Regions from separate parts of the Homo sapiens genome. Here region 1 is linked to region 2. A link is an interaction called in ENCODE POLR2A ChIA-PET data of the cell type or tissue named here. Cell type or tissue: Panc1. All regions are shown on one strand. Each heading gives the region's core, and the rest is flanking DNA. Links, peaks and the distances in the headings are about the cores only. Region 1 overlaps LNCBRM (lncRNA SMARCA2 (BRM) associated). Region 2 has its middle 13 kb from the start of PLK2.

Region 1 (10,053 bases), core at 2,303-6,302, 840 kb after region 2:
ATTGGACTCTACAGTTTTCAGTACACTTTGCTAACGCTTCTTTTGTTGCCTTTAAGCAAAGGGCATATTTTGTGTTTGTTTCTTTTTTCTAAGTATTACCATATGTATAATTCTTCTAGATTAACTACCAGTCTCATTACAAGTAGTTCAATGTATTATTCACATTTGTCAGACTATCTCAATTAATGGGATAAGGTGAGTCTCTAAAGATTTTCTTGTTCACACACACATGCACACACACAAATGACTAAGGAGATTAATGCTTAAGCAACCTCATGCAACCAATAAGTTAGCTGAGCAATTTCCCAGGAGCTCAGAGACATTTTGAAAAACTTAAATCCTCTAACTACCTATACAATGAACTCATTAACTTTATGAAATTGCAATAAAGCCCACTAATATTCCTTAAACATAGGCATTTACTACAATCTGCACTTCTGGTAAATGCTGTTCAAGAAATTCCTCCACAGCAGAAGGGCTGAAAAATCTTTATTTCTAGAAAATGTTAAAAGAGCCCTTTCAGAATGTGTAACTCCAAACCTAAAACATTTTATTTCCCTCTTAGACTAATATCGATTAAAGGGAGCTTAAGTTTAGTTCAGTCAATGTAATTCCTTCTACCAAATTATAAGAAAAAACCAAGTCCACATCTCTATTGCCAGTCTCATGTGACAACCCTAATTTGAGTCAAACAGCAGTCAGGGATCCTGCTAGGGCCACACCCTGAGCTATGCCTAGAGCATCACAGAATAAGAGCACCTCTGAGTGGTGAAGACTCAAATGTCACCTAGTCTCACCATCCTCCTTGTTGCCTGGAGCCCTCTTCAATAACCCCCAGTAGAAGATCATCCAGACTGTGCTGAAGAATTCCAGTGATGACACACTCACTGGCCATTCACACTATCCCTGGAAAATTCCGAATTCGTGAAAGTTTCCTATGTGTTCTTGCTATCTTAGACCTAGCAAAACATCTTCGCTATCTACGCATTACATTGCAGGGACATAGCAAAGCCTTCCACCGGCCTATGGCATCCTATATTTGCCCACTTCAACATACCTATTCTGGGCTAGGGGTCCATGTCTTCCCTAGTTTTCTGAGCCCCAGACCCAGCACCACAAGTCCCCATACCCACTTCAGGCCCAGTTTGCTCTGATGACTATTTAGACCTACTTCTCCCATACATCACTCAGCACGTGCTCAGTGACATAATTTGTTACCTGCTCTCTGGCTCCACATAGCTACAAGACTATAGGCAAGAGGTTCCCCCATCTTCTGCCAATTCCTCCTCATCCTGCCCTGACCAGGTCTCCCTCCAAGAAGCCAGAATCATAGAGAACTAACATTAAAACCCCCTAGAAACTTTGACTCACATCTCCCCCTTCTGTACTCTGAAGTCAAACAGAACAACTAAAATGTGGTTATAAGAAAGCAGATCAGAGTTTACCAAGAGTAGAGAATTTGTGGGCTTCTGTGGGCAAGCAGAGTTAGAGGTCAGAGCCCACCTAATATCTAAAGACCAAAGCCCAGGACAGAGAAAGGGAAAGGCTAGCTCCTGAAGGCTGTACTGACTCTTGGTGCAAGGCAAACCTCCTTGCCTTGGTCCTGAGTCAGCTCATCCAGTCTACTTTGGAATTTGCTCCCTCAGTAATTCTCTCTCCTACATCTTAGCTTCTCTTTGATGATCATGTGTGACCCCTTTCTCCCTCAGACCCCTGTAGAACCACCATCCCCAGATGGGCCAACTTTACTTTCTAAGTGTATTGTGAATTCTCTCCCCTCCAACTCTGCCACTACCGGCTTGGTCCAGCCACACATGGCTTCATGTTTCCCTTCTTGTCTCTGGTTTGTTAGCCTCAAAACCATCTAGTTAGAGAGACTCTTCTAAAATGCAAAGTTGGTCACGTTTGCTCCCACTCACCCTTTTCAGTGGTTCCCCACGGTCTTTAGCATAGAGTCAAAGGTCTTCCATAAGGCAGAAAAAGACTCCCTCCTCTGGCCTCAGTGGACCTTATCCACTTTACACCTCACCATTTTCTTTCATTCTCTGCCCCAAATAAAGAAAAGGTATGCTTTATTTCCTGCACACTCCAAGCTTGGGGCTTTGCCTCCATGCCTTTGTTCTTGCTATTCTCTCTGCCTAGAATGCCCTCGGCTCACTTCCCCACTTCTGACTTGAATATGTCATTTTCTTTTTCTTTTTTTTTTTTTTTTTGAGACGGAGTCTCGCTCTGTCGCCCAGGCTGGAGTGCAGTGGCACTATCTCGGCACACTGCCAGCTCCACCTCCTGGGTTCACGCCATTCTCCTGCCTCAGCCTCCCAAGTAGCTGGGACTACAGTCACCTGCCACCATGCCTGGCTAATTTTTTGTATTTTTAGTAGAGACTTTGTTTCACCATGTTAGCCAGGATGGTCTCGATCTCCTGACCTCGTGATCCACCTGCCTCAGCCTCCCAAAGTGCTGGGATTACAGGCATGAGCCACCGCGCCCAGCCGAATATGTCATGTTCATTCTCCAAAATTCAACCTAGACATTATCTACTCCAGGGAGTCTTTTCTAAATCCCTTAACACTAAAGAAGTCTGTGGGCACTTTATACTCTTTGCTTCTCCCTAACATTATCATACTCACCATGCTTGTCTACTTAGGTGCCTGCATGTTTCCTGAGTGCAAGGCATGTCTTAATCCCTCTCTGAAGCTTCAGTACCTGGGGCAGAGTCTGGCACACAGCAGCAGTATTATAAATGTTTGTGCAATGAATGCCACGACAAGTTTTTAAAAGGCAAAACATACCTTGACTGTGAAACCATTTATACTGGTTTGTTAAGCAGTAAATAGTATTTATATATAGAATAATAATGATAATATGTAGTATATAATAGTATAATCACATTTATATAAGTAATAGTATTTGTTAAATAGTATAAATGGTTTCACAGTCAAGGAAATCAGAAAGTTTCTAGATAAGTTCTATAATGATTGAATTGATGATTTGGAATAAGCATGAAATCCTTGTGGGGATGATTAGCAAAACCTGTAGCTAATAATTTCACATCAGTTACAGAATAGAAGGTGGCTTGTATTGAATGGAGGGTGTATTACACTTAGGTCAGAGTACTTTAGGGAAGCCTTTATTCTAGGCATCTAGAGAGCTGGGATCCCTCTATCCTTCACTGCCTCAGCCCTCAGATTTCAACCCTAACCACACCTAAAAGTGGTTTAGATACTAAGAAGAGTACTACCACCTAGTTTCTCCATTCACCATGTTTACAGTCTACTTGGATGAGATGAAAGATGCAGAAACAATATAATTAGAGAATAGGATGATCGAATATGAAAATGAAATCTACAATTGAACAGTAATGAGTTATCAACAAACTAGTAAGCTAAGTAAAACATGAATTCACCATCCTTTTCCTTTCCTCTTCCTTTCTTCTTTACCTCTTTTTTAATCTTTCTGTCTTTACTTTTATATTGCTCTTCTACTTTTCTTCGCTTTCAAGATAAAGAGAGACAGAGAAGGAGTATGAAATTCAAAGAATTTAGGAGTCTTTCATAATATGTTGCCTAAATCTAGCACATACACTCATATATATATATGTATATATATATATGCAACTTCCTGACGTTTCAATAATTTATAACTTGTTAAAAGTGCTCCCAAATCAGCATTCATACCAGAGAAGCCTCAATAGCTATTTTCAAAAGATCAATAACAGACAATTATTTATATTTATGTTCTGTAGTGGCTTGAATGGTGACCCACCCACCCACCCCCTCAGAAAAAAACATAAGTCTGCCCAGAGCCTGCAAATGTGACCTCATTTGGAAAAAGTGTCTTTGTAGTTTGAGAAGTAGAGAATATTCCTCCACCCCTTCCAATCTGATCTTTCATGTTTTGATCAATAGGGGATTGTAGACGTGACACTGTGCCAGCTCCAGGCACTGGCAGCTTCTACCTTGAAAGGACTGACAGCTTGCACATTAGTAGCTTCTACCTGAGCACCTGAATTTCCACTGGAGCAGCCACAGAAGAAATTCAACTCCAAGGAAATCCAGGTTGAGCTTTGCCTAGTCTGGTCCTTTTTCTTTGTATCTGGCTCCTGCAGTGTGTGGTGCAGAATAGGTTTGCCTATGCCTCCTGCTGCCTATTTCATCTCAGCTTTTGGTCTCTTCTCAGCATTTAAACAAGATACATATTTGCCTCTGCACCCTTTCATTGGAACAAGTAACAACATACTCGCAAAGCAATATCTAAAAACATGCTTAGAAAAGAAGCATTTCTCCTTAGAAACAAAACCCCTAATTCTTCATACAAAATAATTTCTATTACAAAACCACCTACAACACTTGCAATCAGATTACCAGTTTCTTCTCAGTTTTCCCCAAGTGGACACTTGCTTTTGTATTTGTATTTAACTAAAGGGTCTATTTAGTTAGTTTTCTCTGAAAAAGAAAGAAATGTACCCCAAAAGAGTAGTCATGTTTCTACCTCTTTTAAGACTAAATCTTTTTGCAGCTTTGAAATGACAATTATTTCAGATTTTATCAGTCCCATTAAGGTTTTAAAAGCCTTGAAAATTATAGCTAAGGCACTGTGTTACATTTACATGCCTGTAAGCTGAAGTTTTATTCTGAGAAATGTTAAAAAAGTTATGAGCTTCAGTGACGTTTCTCTTAACCCCTCATTATCCCTAGAAAATATTAAAGCTACGAGAAAGTAAAGGAGAAGCAGAGACATGGGACAGATATGAAAAGGGCTGTCTCAGAGAGGTTCATACTACTTCAAAAGTAGAAAAGCTGAAATGAAGATAGAGAATTTCATTTCTAGTCCATTTTCTCCTCTTCCTCCTTCTTCTCATCCTCTTTCTTTCCCTTCTCCTCCTTTTCCTTTTGCTCCTCCTCCTCATATTCCTCCTGGTAGCTACACATAATTCACAAACACAGCATCAGGATCCAGAACACAGCTAAGGAGCAATCTTACACTTAAGCATTTCATGTGACTTCTAGAATAGGTTACTCCGAGAGCCAATTTAAAATTACTCATTCGGGCATCAAACATGAGATGATATTCTCATTGTCAGCTCTGTCACCAGCATGATTGACTATATCCCAAGTCCTTTGAGTAAGAGTTGAGTTCACTTCTTAGGCTGCAGAAATTAAAGTTCAGTGTATTCAAATTACACTTATATCACAAAGGAAATAATAATTGCTGATAATTTAGCATATACAACAAAGTGATTCTGAATTTTTTTTTTTTTTGAGACAGAGTCTTGCTCTGTTGCCCAGGCTGGAGTACAGTGGCACGATCTCGGCTCACTACAACCTCTGCCTCCTGGGTTCAAGAGATTCTCCTGCCTCAGCCTCCCAGGTAGCTGGGATTACAAGTGTGCACCACCACGCCCGGTGAATTTTTGTATTTTTAGTAGACATGGGGTTTCAGGATGTTGGCCAGGCTGGTCTCGAACTCCTGATCTCAGGGGATCCACCTGCCTCAGCCTCCCAAAGTGCTTGGATTACAGGTGTGAGCCACCACTCCCGGCCCTCTGAATTTATTTTCAAAAAACTTTTAAGGTAAACATCAGCTTGCCTCCAACACGGAGTCTCTATATTATTGATGCTTGATCAAAAATAAGCATTTGTTAAATAAGTAACAAAAGCTCAAAAAAAAGCATCAGTTTCATAATCCAATGTATAAATGTAGATAAAACATCAAAAATCAATAATGCAGTTTGACTTTGGGCCTTCAAAATATCAAGCATGAACTATTAAACTAGGCAACAGCAAATAAGAAAATCAATGTTCCTACAAGATAAAACAGCCTTCAAAACCTACACAAACACTTAATTTTAGGTTATAAATTTTGTTCTGTTTCTTATTTTTCAAATGTACTGAGTTGGCTATATTTGCATCTGGCTCATTACTTCCACCTGCCTCATCGAAGGTGTGTGTATCCATCACATCTCTCTCTTTCCCTCCCCCCACTCCCTCCCACTTTGTGTCTAGAACACTAATCCTTGTCTTCTCAGCCTGCAGGTCTGGTGACAATTCCACCCTAATTTTTTAGCAATTTTCTTAGCCTCCTGCCCACTTAGCACCAGTATTCAACAAATGTCTTGAGGGGGAAGCTGGCAGTATGTTGGGTTCAGTTTTCCACCCCTCCCTTCTCAAAGGATTCTGACCCCTCAAGGCTCTAGGTTTTGCCTTTCAAGCCCCACTAGACTCTGCTGGTTATTCCCCCTCTTAGCAACAGCTCTGGGCAAGAACATGTTCCCAGATGTCAACCTCTTGCCCCACACCTAGAACTGCCAAATGCCCCAAGGATAAAAGCTGCTGCAGAACACTGACAAATCTCCCCTTTTGCTGGGATTTTGTCCCCTTAAGTACTGATTGCCTCAGAAGTTGCATTATGCCTTTAAACATATTTCTTTTTTAATCTGGCTTTTCTAAACCCTTTACCCCTTGGTGGGAGCATTAGTCAGCTGCAGGCACTCAATCATACCTGAAAGTGGAAGCTCACAGTACATGAATAATACACAGAAGAGGAAATCTGTTAGCTGAAAAAACAAAAGAACAGCTGTACAACCCCACAAACTATCAGAGAATTGAAATTTAATACAATTTCCTCTTTTAATTTTTTTAAAAAATACCACGTTCCATCAAATGAGAACAAGTACTTAATGTCTGGTGATAGGGAAGTTACATTAAATCAGGAGCTCTTGTCCTCTGTTGGTAAGAGTATAAACTGCTACAATCATACTGGAAAATGACCTGGCAGAGTCATGGTAAGTTTGTGAATACCCTGTGGGCCAGTGATCCCACTTCTTGAACTTGTCATGGAATTGTCTGTGGAGGAAGTTGGAGGCAACTTAGGTGACCATCACTAGGTCAATGGCCAAGTAAATAGAATAGACATACACTATAAGGGTGCTATGAGGCAGGTGGAAGCAATGAACTAGATGCAAATATAGCCAACTCGATACATCTCAAAAATTCAGTACTGGGTGAAAAAAAAAAAACAACAAAATGTATAATTTAAATCAAGCCAAACACACAGACATATTTTAGAAGAACATATACATAATAAAGAACACAAACGTATTAGAAACAGATGCCTATGGAAGCGGCTATCAGGAAGGAAGGAGGGAATAAAAGAAAAAGATGAGTAAACCTTTGAAGTTCTTTTGTGGTACCTGGCATGGTTTTAAGCACTTTCCATTGGCTTATTTAATTCTCTCAACAGTTCTGGGAGGCAAATACCATTATAATTCCTATTTTACAGCTGAGGAAACTGAGGCACAAAGTGATTAAGTAATGCCCAACGTCACACAGCAAGAACGTGGTTGGGCCAGGACTGAAACCCAGGAAATCTAATTGGGAGTCTGTGCTGTGCTGCCTCTCCCTGGAGGCTTCAGACCAATAGCAGTACTAGTGCTGAGGGGATGACTCATCCAGTGCTCCATTCCTAAGGTCCCAAAATGAATCGACCAATTTACCTATGAATTATCAAACAAAAAAATCTGAGTAAGTCGAATCGCGTTTAAAGCTTCAATTTCTTTCCATCAGAAGCTCATATTTCATGAAAAATATTTTCCTCATTTCTCCTCAGCGAAGAGTCTAAACCCGAAGCGTGTAGACAATGATAGTTGAACAATGGTTACAGTCTCGGCACACAATTTTATACTGCATGCTTCTTTTATTTGAGAATCAGAGATACGATCTTTGGTTGTGCAGAGCCTTATATTTGAGCCTCACAATTGACCCCAGAGAATTGGCCTTGCAAAAAAAAACAAAAATAAAAGACACTCTGGAGTGTCCAGGGAAATGTCAGGGAATCAATGGTACAGAGGAATCCAGATAACTGAGCTTAAGGTGGGTTCAATACCACATATTGATTTGGGTCCTAGGAGAGGTCCCGAAAATGATTCTTAGGACAGAAGATTAAAAACAGGTGCTAACAAAATAATTCTGAGGCCCCTCGTCTTGAGAACACTGCAAGGGATCAATGCCTATCACCTGATAGGCAAAGTGAGCAAGAAGGAAACAGCCAGTCACCAGCAACCACTGCTTATGAGAATATGCCTGCTGATTCATAAAAGCAGCCAGTCACAGGCAACCACTGCTTATGAGAATGTGCCTGTTGACTCACAAAAGCAGTGTTTGTAGAAATGAATGCAAGAAAAGGGCAAGGGAGTGGGGGAAGCTATTGGGAAGGAAGGAGGAGAGAGAGACAGCATGGAGAGGAAAGGTGGAAACGAAGTGGGGAGTGAGAAATAGAAGAGAGAGGAAAGAAAGAGGGGAGTGAGGGAAAAGGAGAGGGAGGGAAGGGAAGACAAAGCGGAAGAGGAAGCAGAGGCAAGGAGGATTGAGGATTAGCATGAAAGAGCAGAGAGAAGGATTCATCTATCCAGTTTCATAAAAATAAACCTGCCCTTTCCAAGTGGCTGAAAATCTTTTCAAGCCTATTCCTTGAGAAAATCCTACCAAAGTGAAAATCAGTTGCTTCTACCCCCATTTCCCCACTCTTGTCCCCAGCACATACACACAGAAGCCTTTTATTCTTCACTGTATTGACAGCCAGTGCTTACGGACAGACTGAAAGAAAAGGGTACCAGATGTCTGCCCCCTAGCCCATTTGCTTATTTGCTCTCGGATCTGTTGACTGGCTGTCCTCTCTTAGGGTTACATCACAGGGGCCTGCCACCTACGGCTTTCATACATCTTTGCCTGCTAGCTTCTGCTTAGTCTAGCCAATACATAGGAGGCACTGGTAGACGGGGGCCGCGGGGAAGAGGAGGATGTCGGGATGTTTCTCCCTGACTTTTCTCACTAGAGGTAGCATCTGCAGTGATGGCAGTACCTCTACAATGGTCTCAGCTCCTCCAAGCAATGCCTGCTCCACACTGTCAGCTCCAGCCTGCTGGCGCATCTTCCCCTGCGGTAATCTCTGCGTTTCCTCACCTTCCCTTGTCTTCAGCTCCTGAAACAGCTCATCAGAGCAATAAGGTCTCCACATGTAATTCCCTCTTCTGAAATAGCTGGCACAGCCCAGTTCTGCCTGGATCCTGTCTGATATGGTGTGGCACACATTCCATTCCTCTTGTGTTTTTTGTTTGTTTGTTTTGAGACGGAGTCTCACTCTGTCGCCCAGGCTGGCGTGCAGTGGCGCGATCTCGGCTCACTGCAAGCTCCGCCTCCCGGGTTCACGCCATTCTCCTGCCTCAGCCTCCCGAGTAGCTGGGACTACAGGCGCCCACCACCACCCCTGTCTCATTTTTTTGTATTTTTAGTAGAGACGGGGTTTCACCATGTTAGCCAGGATGGTGTCCAGCTCCTGACCTCGTGATCCGCCCGTCTCGGCCTCCCAAAGTGCTGGGATTGCAGGCGTGAGCCACCGCACCCGGCCCCATTCCTCCAGTTCTTAATTCTTGTGTGTAGGAAGCAGAATAATGCTCATCCTCACCCTACCTCAAGATGTCCACATCCTAATCCAGGAATCTGTGAATATGGCATCTCACATGGCAAAAGAAACTTTACCAATGTGATTAAGAGAGTTAAGATGGAGGATTGTCCTTGATTATCTAGTTGGGGCCAAATGTAATCAAAGGCTTCTTATAAGTGAAAGAGGGAGGCAGGAAAGACAGAGTCAGAGGAGTTATGATGATGGAGCAGAGGTCTATCGAAGTGATTTGACTGCTGGAAGAAGGCCAAGGAATGCAGCCCGCCTTGAGAAACTGGCAAGGGCAAGGAACCAGATTCTCCCCTGGAGCCTCCAAGACCTACCTGATACACCTTGAGTTTAGCACAAGGAAACCCATTTTGGACTTCCGGTCTCCAGAATTGTAAGATAATAAATTCGGATTAAGTTACTGAGTTTTTCTACTTTGTTATAGCAGCTATAGGGAATTAATACATTCTGCAAAGGTCATCTAAGACAATCACCCAGCCTAGGGAGTAGGGAACACTAAAAGAAACTGTAGATGTTCATGGAAAAATAAAAGGCATTGTAGGTTCATGGGGAAGCAAAAGAGTTGGAAAAAATTACCAAGGGCCA
Region 2 (10,053 bases), core at 3,658-7,657:
TTTTGAAGGCTATGCCAAACTACTGAGAAATTTCAAGGAGGAAAGTGACATAGTACTTCAGATTCCTAAAATTTATTCTGGGAGAAGAGGAGACGGGGTGGGGAACAAGATGGAAACGGCCCAAACAGTAAAGAAATTAATGCTGTGACTCAGGTGAGAAGGGACCTGAGACAATGAAAAGGAGCAAAAGAAGAGCTAGGCAGTACCTCATTTGGCCCTCCTGATTCATTTCAACGTTCCCAGTACTGAGCACCAGATCTGGTACTGGACAGTCAACTATCGAATGAGTAAATGAAGATTGATTTTGGAGGAACTTAGAAAGTTGATTTTAACAGGATCTAGAGCCCGGTTGAATGTGGTGCCTAAGAAAGTAGATGAGGTGCAGAAGGATTGGCTGAGGCAGTCAGTGGGGGACGGGTTGCATTCTTGGGCCATTAACTATAGTAAATTAGGAATATGGAAGGAAGAGCTTGATGGAAAAATATAGTGAGTTTTAGACATATCTAATCAGATTTGTATGAGGATGCCCACATAGGTCCAGTAAACAGTGGATATGCAGGTCTACATCTCAAGAGAAAGCAACATTTGGAAGTAACTAAGTTTTGGAAAACATCATGGGAGTGGATGAGAACACATAAGGATGGATTTCTGTCACCCCTTCTACCCAACTGCATTTCTGGGGGAGGAGTACAGAGGACATCTCCATAAAACATAACAGTGTTGATAAATCTTTGCCATGGGAGAAGGAGAATAAAAAATTCCCAAATAAATTACCCTTCCAAATAAGGGTACCCTGAATTCCACAAAAAACAACTGTAAAATAATAGATTTCTTTAATGAACACCTTTGATCCCCAGGAACGTTTCTCCATTAGCCCTCACAAATTCTAAAGATTTAATAGTTTTGTTGCATGTCTCGGCTATGGGGGAGGCTGAGGCAGGAGTGTCGCTTGAGCCCAGATGTTTGAGGTTGCAATAAGCTATGACCATGCCACTGCACTCTAGTCTGGGTGACAGAGGGAGACCCTGTTTCTTAAAAAATAAAATAACAGATACCCTCAACTAAACTTGGTGTGGCCATGACAGTGAACTTGATCTTAGGTTATTTAACATTTACGACTTTTATCTCTTAGTCCCATCAAGCCTTCAAGAACTATTTCTGAATGTAATCTCATGTCAGCTAGGGAAATCATACTCCAGTGGAAAAGCTTTGGAGTCAAATCTTGAGTCCAAATTTCTGTGCAACCACATGTTAATAATGCGATCATTAGTAAATACCTAATCTCTCTAAGCTTCTGTTTTCTCATCTGTGAAGATAAAACGATAATAAAACACTTGCACAACAAAGGTACTCAATAAGTATTTCTTCCTGTTCTTGTTCTGTTTTTTTTTCTGCCTCTTTCCACATCTGTAATGGCAGGGACCGTAATTATCTAGAAAAAAAAAAACTGTCTCATTCTTGTTTCTCCCACTTTCAGTTCTGTGTAAGTTGTGATCGAGTCTTCAGTTCTGTGTAAGTCGTGATCCAGTTGGGATCATTTTGGGACTTTCAGAGAGAAGGAATCTAATGGAGATTGTTGGTTATACAGATGATGGAAGAACTCGGTGGTGAGGCAACCCAGAGATTCACTGCAGCAGGAAGGCACTACTCTCCCAATGGCTAGAGAGACCCAGAGAAAACGTCATGTTACCAGAGCCCAGAACTGAGTCTTCTGGCAGAAACTAGAATCATGATGGTCACTGCTTACCAGGATTTTGAGATCATGGGACAAATGTCATCACTGCTTGAGATGACCCCTGTGCCTTTTTGGGTGAGAAAAAAGGGGGACAAAATATTTTGAATTCTTTCTTCCTCTTGGCCTCCAATCTCCCATTGACCAAATGAGCTGAAAGGCAGTCGAAAAAAATAGCCTTGGAAATACAGTTGTTAGGGTCATTGTAATATTGCAAAATAAAGCAGAAGAAGGGCAGAGAATGAATCTGAGCCTTAACCAGCATATTAACTGCCTACCTTTCTTTCTTAGTTTTTCTCTTCCACGAATTTTCTACCATTTCTACCTTCTCCTTCTCTTAAATACCAAAGTGACATAATTGCTAAGAGCTATAGTTAGCTAGGCAGCAAGATGATAGGCAGTAGAAGGTTGGAGAAGGAACAAAATTGCGTGGGTGGGCATGAAGAATGGAGTCATTCCTGCTTTAGGCCTCTGTGATTCGTAACATCTTCAGACCATTTTTGCCTTGTAGAGATTTTAATCTACTGAAAATAGGTGTGACTAAAAATGCATAGCTGCATCTCCATAAGGTACACAGAAAAACCAGTGTTGGTATTTTATGGCTATTCAATGCATGAGAGAATCAGTATATTTCTAAACCTTGTAACAAACTGTTGTATAAAAAGAAACCTGTAGATTCCACTTTGTTTTTCCTGACTTGGGAGAGACTCTGGTCTATATGTTTAGATTCATGCTTTGTTCTAGCCCTTCGTTATGTCTTATTAACTTTACTAATGGAAGGCATCTCTTTGTTTGAATTGCCACAATTTAATTATATTAGTGAACTCAAATTAAAACGGTAAATTTCCATATGCAGTGTTAGAAAATAATATCATGGTTCATCAATGTCTGGAATTCAACTGAATAGAATAAATAGATTTTGCTCTAGGATTAGCCTGATAATATGTTTATATGTAAAACAAAATTGATTTTAATGATTGCAGTACAAAAACTTCACTTCTAAGTTGAGTTAAATTAACAAACTCCTGATCTATCTCTGCTATGAAATACTAAATGATTAGATATTTTAGCCCAGCCATGCAAGTTGGAACACATTCTCTGTTCCAAGCCTATAAAAAAATTAGTACTGTAAGAAATCAGACAACAGACCTAGGCCAGGGGCGGTGGCTCATGCTTGTAATCTCAGCACTTTGGGAGGCAGGAGGATCACTTGAGACCAGGAGTTCAAGACCAGCTTGGGCAACACAGTGAGATCCCATCTCTACATAAAATTTAAGAATTAGCTGGACATGGTGGTCCATGCCTATAGTCCCAGCTACTTGAGAGTCTGAGGTGGGAGGATTGTTTGTGCTCAGGAGGTTAAGGCTGCAGTGAGCCATGATCACACCACTGCACTACAACCTGAGCGATAGGGCAAGACCCTGTTTCTATAAACAAACAGACAATAAATAAGCAACAGGCCTCAGTGAAATAACTAAAATTGTCTTTCTTTTATACCCCTTTGAAATCAGTGGCAGCAGGATGACCTTTAAACTTATGATCATATAGACATGTCAAAAGAGTTTCAATGAGACATAAATTTATTATGTGATTTATGTGATCCTACTAAATAGAAAAAATATGATAAGTACAGAACTATATGAATTTTGAAGAACTTTGGAGCTACATAGAAGATCTTTAAATATTTCAAGAGATAAAGAAATGCAAAATCCAAACGTGATAGGGTATTCTGGAGGGGAGTGCAGACAAAGAATTAGATAATAACATAACTACTGATATACTAATAAATGTTTAGCAGTCAGCTTTTTCAGAGGTGGCCAGAACCTTGATTTGTTTCATTTGCCAATTTCTGTGGTATAATTTCTTTTACCATGATGGACTTCTCACTACCAGAGTGATGTCGCTGAATGTGGAGTTGGAAAGAGATGCACAGCAGTACATCATTATAAAGTATTTCCAGCATATGGATGTAACAGACATAAATAACCTCAAGAAATAGATAATAATAAAATGTAAGGAAACAATTAGTGATGAGTTTAGAGTATTTATTGCCTTTGTTTTTAACATAATTTATTTAATTGTAAGTTTCTATAATTACATAATGGTTGTGTTAACAACTGGCTTGCACAATTCCTGAAATTTTAACAATCACTCCTCACGAAACTTTTAAAACCAGCTCCAACATAGCAATAATAATAATTTAAGCCTGGGGATGTGAACTATATGTGCTCTGAGAAGAAGGACATCACTCCTATATTCTGAATAATTAATAGGGCTTGGTATATTCTTTTAACATCTCAGACGGCACTGCAGTAAATATCCCGGTCTACAGCTGTGGTTGTGTATATAAAATCTCAGCCAGCCTAGGTTACAAACAAAAAGTTTAATTTAGATAGCATAATAGCTTCTTTAGCGAAGTACCATTTCATCTTAAGAAGACTTAGTTAAGTATTTAAGATAATCTGAATGATTGAATTGATAATTGTTGTTACAGAAAGAATCTCTATATTTAACCCTAACATTGAAACTGTGTGTTAATACTTCACATATAGTAATGTATTAGTATTATAATCCCAATTAAAAACTGAAATTTAAGTAACTGATATTGCCTTAGAAATTTAAGCTGAAGGCTTGTGACATTTAAATTTGGTATTATAATATATGATAAATTTATCATCTTTTAAGCTTAATTTACTCAATTTATAAGAATGTTTATATACTTAAGAATACTTGTTATAGCAGACAATTGCAAAACAGTATTTAAAAAGGAAGTCAAGTATATTATAAATGCAATATAAAATAGTAAAGGGAAAGTTATTAAGTTTTAACTGGGATCCTATAATACAGTCCTCTTAAAGTCTTTTGTTGAGATATAAAAACAGAATGTAAATTTTTAAAATTAAACTTAAAAATGCAAAGAAGAACTAGATGTTTAAGTATACTGAATGTCAGATTTTTAAAACCAAATCCACTTCTGAGCATAAAAGTCAATCTCAAAAAAAAAAAAAACCAAAACCACAAAACCTCATTTGCAATCTGTTTTCCTGGGAATTTGTGTTTGTAGATGAATGTCAATACAATTTTCTGATACAAGCATGTAATTTTATTCCAGTAATATTCTTTTGAGAACATGACATGAGTAGAAATGAAAGGCAAAGATGGAATCCATGTAGAGAATAAGGCAAACCTTTAGAGCTGAGATTGTATATTGCCAGAGAATAGACATCTGCTTGAAGTACAGCGAGTTTTAGAGTGGGTTTTAAAATATTTTCCAGCAATTGTCATCAGTTAGTCATTGGGAGCATTCAGATGAAAATTAAAACTTCTGACTTCCTTTGCAAAACTTCATGATCAGACAATATGATCAGACATTTCTACATATCAACAATCAGCTGGAGCTGAGAAGTGCCTGCCCCCAGAGAAGAGACAGCCCTCTCCATGGACCTTGCTTGCCTGATTCACTCAGCTGGTGCCTCAGACGTTTGAATGTGAGCCTAGTGCAGAGTCAGGTGAAACTTTCAGGGGGCCTGTCTATTTCCAAGTTGTTTACAAACGCTGATTTTAATTCCAGAAAGTGTACTTTGGGTGATTTTAGGGAAAGTGTGGGCTTCATCCAAAGCTACCTTCTGCCATTTTTAAGCATTATTGGTTTAAGTGGAGTTAAAGGTCAGGTACTAAATCGGGCTTGGGGCACGGAAGTACTGGATAGAGAAAGGCAGGTCCCTGGCCCATGTGTGATTTGACTCTTTTGGCTAGGGCTCCATATCTAGGCCTGTGCCCACGGACTGAGGAGAGGACAGACATTTCTGTTTTCCTGCCCAAATGTCACATTTCTCAAGACCACCCTAGCCCACCACACCCCTATCCTGTGCCTATAAAAACCCCGAGACCCTAGAGGGTACACACACAAGCACCTGGATGTGGAGAGAAACACACGGGCGGAAGAAGACACAAGCAGCTGGATATTGAGAGGAACGCACCCGGAAGATCACATCAACAGGCACCAGCAGAGGCTTGCAGGCCATCCATCCGCAGAACGATGAGGAGTTTGGCCGGGTGGTCAGAGGAGGGCCACTGAATGGCCCGACTCCAGGGGATGACCACCTTCCTACTCCATCTCCCTTCTGGCTCCCCCATCTGCTGAGAGCTACTTCCACTCAACCCTTGCACTCTTTCTCCAAGCCCATGTGTGATTTGACTCTTTTGGTACACCAAGGCAAGAAACCCCAGGATACAGAAAGCCCTCTGTCCTTGCTGAGAGGTGAAGCCAGCTGGACTTCCTGGGTCGGGTGGGGACTTGGAGAACTTTCCTGTGTAGCTAGAGGATTGTAAATGCACCAATCAGAGCTCTGAGTCTAGCTAAAGTATTGTAAATGCACCAGTCAGCACTCTGTAAAAACGCACCAATCAGCGCTCTGTGTCTAGCTAAATGATTGTAAATGCACCAATCAGTGCTCTGTAAAAACGCACCAATCAGCCCTCTGTAAAATGGACCAATCAGCAGGAAGTGGGCGGGGCCAAATAAAGGCATAAAAGTTGGCCACCTGAGCCAGCAGCGGCAACCTGCTCGCGTCCCATTCCACGCTGTGGAAGCTTTGTTCTTTCCCTCTTCACAGTAAATCTTGCTGCTGCTCAGTCTTTAGGTCTGCACTACCTTTATGAGCTGTAACACTCATGGCGAGGATCTGCGGCTTCATTCCTGAGATCAGCAAATCCACAAATCCAGCTGGAGGAAGAAACTCTGAACACATCTGAAGGAACAAACTCCGGACACACCATCTTTAAGAGCTGTAACACTCACCGTGAAGGTCCACAGCTTCATTCTTGAAGTCAGCGAGACCAAGAACCCACTGGAAGGAATAAATTCCGGACACATTGCCATAAGTCAGGGGGTCTGATTGAGCTGCTAAACACAAGCCACCTACAGATGGCAAAACTAAAAGAGCACATGGTAACACATGCCTGCGGGAGCTTCCGGTGCTGTAAACATTCACCCCTAGATGCTGCTGTGAGTTCAGAGCCCCAGAGCCTGTCTGCATGTTCCCCCTAGAGATTTGACCAAAGAAGCAGGACACACCCCCACCGCACACCCTGCAAGGGTGACGAGGGAACTTTTCCTGTTTCGGTAGCACTGAAAAGAAATGGAAGAATAAGTCTGACAAATAAAGACCTACCAAAGTTTTCATAAGCCAAGGCATCCACCGCGATGTAGACGGCTTCTTTTCTTCCTGAATTTTCACCTGATCGACATAAGGTTATTAAATTCAACTCATATCATTCTCTTAAATTCATAATGAAATTTAGGATAAAGGTGAATTTTGCAGTTTAGTCAACTAGGAACAAGAGATCATCCCTCACTTAATTGTATTGTTGGTTGAAATATAAATTTCATTAGCAGTTGCCATAATCTATCCTCATTTCCTTTGTTAGGCTTGTGAATAGACTCACTTTACTGATTCTGAAATACCTGGACTATGTGAGCTTATGTGGCTAATCTCTTCATTCTTTTTACCACATGGGGAGAGAGAATAAGATAATCATCTGAGGCAAAGCAACATATATGGGTGGCAAAAGGGCAGCTATAGCAGCAAGTTGCACCTGCTACATATGGATTTAACCTCATGAATTCTTTAATGAGGCAAACCTTTCATGTTTCTATTCACTATCCTGTAGGTATACCTGGCAGTTTTGCTACAGAGTGACTCAGGATTAAACTCCAAATATCCTCAATATAGATTAGTCATAGGGAAGGGCCAGTGACTGACAATAGGCACAAGAGAAGCACTAGGCTTTTTGGTTTTAAATAAATAATATACTCTGAGTTGAAGCAATTAAATCTTCCTCCAAATACAACTTTCTACCTAGATATTAAAGAAACAGAATAACAGTTGAGTTTTGTAGAATCTGATATATTTCTCTCAGATTTTTTCTCCTTCAGAGGTACACACACATATGCTTATTTTAAGTCAATCATCCTACAATTGCTCAAGTTAAAACCATATAGCAGAAAACATTTGGAATTTCAATTAGATATGTCAAGATTGAAGCAACTGGGTCAATTGCTTGCTGAACAATCATGAACATGACACTGATCCTATTTTTTATATTATAAAACAAATATAATAATAAAAAGTGTCTTAGAATTCATTAGATAGAACAATATAATATTGAGAGTATTTGACCATTTTGACCTACAACAAAAACCATTTCTTATTCGAAAATATAGCAAGAGGAGAAATTAGAAAGTAAGCTTCCTCCCCTCTCTAATTATTTTAATATTATATCTTTATTATTTCTCTATTCATATTACCTCTTTGTTTTATATTGATGTCAGTAGTTATTGATATTTATGTCATATTATACTGTTGTCATTCAATAAAGAGAATATCTTATACTTAATTTATCATTAGAATTTTTCAATTATTAATTGTTTCCTTCATCATGCTCCTGGGGGAATCAAATTGAGGAATATCCCAAAGAGAGAGCAATTTACTCTTTTTTCCTTTTTTTTTTTTCAAGATGGAGTCGCGCTCTGTCACCCAGACTGGAGTGCAGTGGCACGATCTTGGCTCACTGTAGCCTCTGTCTCCTGAGTCCAGGCAATTCTTGTGCCTCAGCCTCCTGAGTGTCTGGGATTACAGATGCATGTCACCACAACCAGCTAAATTTTGTATTTTTAGTAGAGACAGGGTTTCGCCATGTTGGCTAGGCTGGCGTGGAACTCCTGACCTCAGGTGATCCAACCGCCTCAGCCTCCCAAAGTGCTGGGATTACAGGCATGAGCCACCACACCCAGCCAGTTTACTCTCTTATGACTGACAAAATCAAAGGTAAGTCATATAAACATTTCCTACATTTTGACTCCTTTTATGTTGCCTTTTCTTATTATTGTCCCTTCTCAACTATCTTTAAAAAATTTCCCCAACTGTATTTTCAGGAATTCCAAATATCTTTGATATTATAAAATGTTTCCTGAAAAACATATTAACTGGCAAATTCTTTTGGGAATTGGTGGCTTCAATAAAATGAACAGATTTCTTTAAGTCAAGATTTTTCTAGAACTTCCATATCCTAAATTTGCGTTATGAATCTCCAAGAGAGAAATAGAGTGCAAAAGTTTTTCCAAACTTATACACACTGACACATTATTTTGCTTTAGAGTGCCTTTTAAGATCACAAAGAATATTCCCTGGAACATAGTTTGTCGATATATGTAAGTAATTGTCCTTTATAAGATACATTTAATTTAAAAAGATCCTGAACCTGTCAGATAGATTGGAATGTAAGTTCAGATCTTTCTTGTAGTAGGACAATAATTAGGTAAACAGGAAATTTAGCACCAACTTTGACATCATATATCTTAGTCTGTTTTGCATTTCTATATTGGGATATTACAGACTGGGTAATTTTTAAAGAAAAGGAAGTTATTTCTTACAGTTCTGGAGGCTGGGGAGTCCAAGAGCATGGAGCTAGCATCTGGTGAGAATCTTCATTCTGTGTCATAAGATGCGGAAGGCATCACATGGTGAGAGAGCAAGAGCATGTATATAAGCTCAGGTCTCTCTTCCTCTTCTTTAAAGCAATCAGTTTCATCATGGGGTCCCATCCTGATGACCTTATCTAATCCTAATTACCTCCCAAAGTCCCCACCTCTAATTAACATATGAATTTTAGGTTTCCAACCATGAAATTTGGGGGATGTATTCAAACCATTGCATTGTGGTTCCAGAGCTGTTACATGTTTTATCCACAACCTCACTCAGCAAGAAAATCTCCCTTCTAGAGGGAGAAATTTATGGTGCAGAGATCAACTGGATGGCCAGGTAGCTAAGGTAACTTTGCAATGTAGATATTCCATCTCCAGATCATAAAGAGTGGTTTCCAGTTGCCTTTTGCAAATTTCTATTTTCTTATAATGGCAGAACTGAAATGTTTTAAAATAAATTTTTGTCCATGTCCACTTTGGTTTGCAAAAGGCATTTTGTGTTTAAAAGAGAGCATGTTGGTAGTCCTTTACACTGAACAGGACAGATGTAGAAGCTATAAAGACTTCTTCATAAACCACTTTTGGGGAAGAACCTAACAAACAAAGCATGAGGATATATCACACTGAGTACATTAGAGCAAGACTTTTACACTTGTTCTTTGCCAAAAGGCCAAGAAGTGATTAAAGCAAGATTTTTTAAGTTAAAATTTAATATAGTTGTAGAAGAGTAAGCTTCAATTGATTTACTTTAATGGCATGAAGAAAGGAGTTATTCCTCCTCTATGTCCAAAAGTGACATAGAAACAAAATTTGGTAGGAAAATCAAGAAATCTTA

What was found. Peaks named below come from ENCODE experiments on the same cell type or tissue, not always from the same donor. Only the 100,000 strongest peaks of a DNase experiment are listed, where the experiment ranks them.
Region 1: POLR2A ChIA-PET joins it to region 2 with 16 read pairs; 1 of 35 experiments calls an interaction of 5 or more read pairs at or near these places.

Annotation. Positions count from the first base shown.
Region 1 is chr5:57,596,999-57,607,051 of GRCh38, reverse strand. The region is part of intron 4 of LNCBRM (lncRNA SMARCA2 (BRM) associated); the gene reads right to left. The region is part of intron 1 of LOC124901182 (a long non-coding RNA gene); the gene reads left to right. Among named protein-coding and RNA genes, the nearest start is that of LNCBRM, 32 kb to the right of the region's middle. In Panc1, for the core only: no CTCF peak of the experiment used is centred there; no DNase peak of the experiment used is centred there; H3K27ac peaks cover 370 bases.
Region 2 is chr5:58,442,389-58,452,441 of GRCh38, reverse strand. No RefSeq gene overlaps it. Among named protein-coding and RNA genes, the nearest start is that of PLK2, 13 kb to the left of the region's middle. RefSeq lists enhancers at 2,037-2,206, 5,730-6,929. In Panc1, for the core only: no CTCF peak of the experiment used is centred there; no DNase peak of the experiment used is centred there; H3K27ac peaks cover 1,957 bases.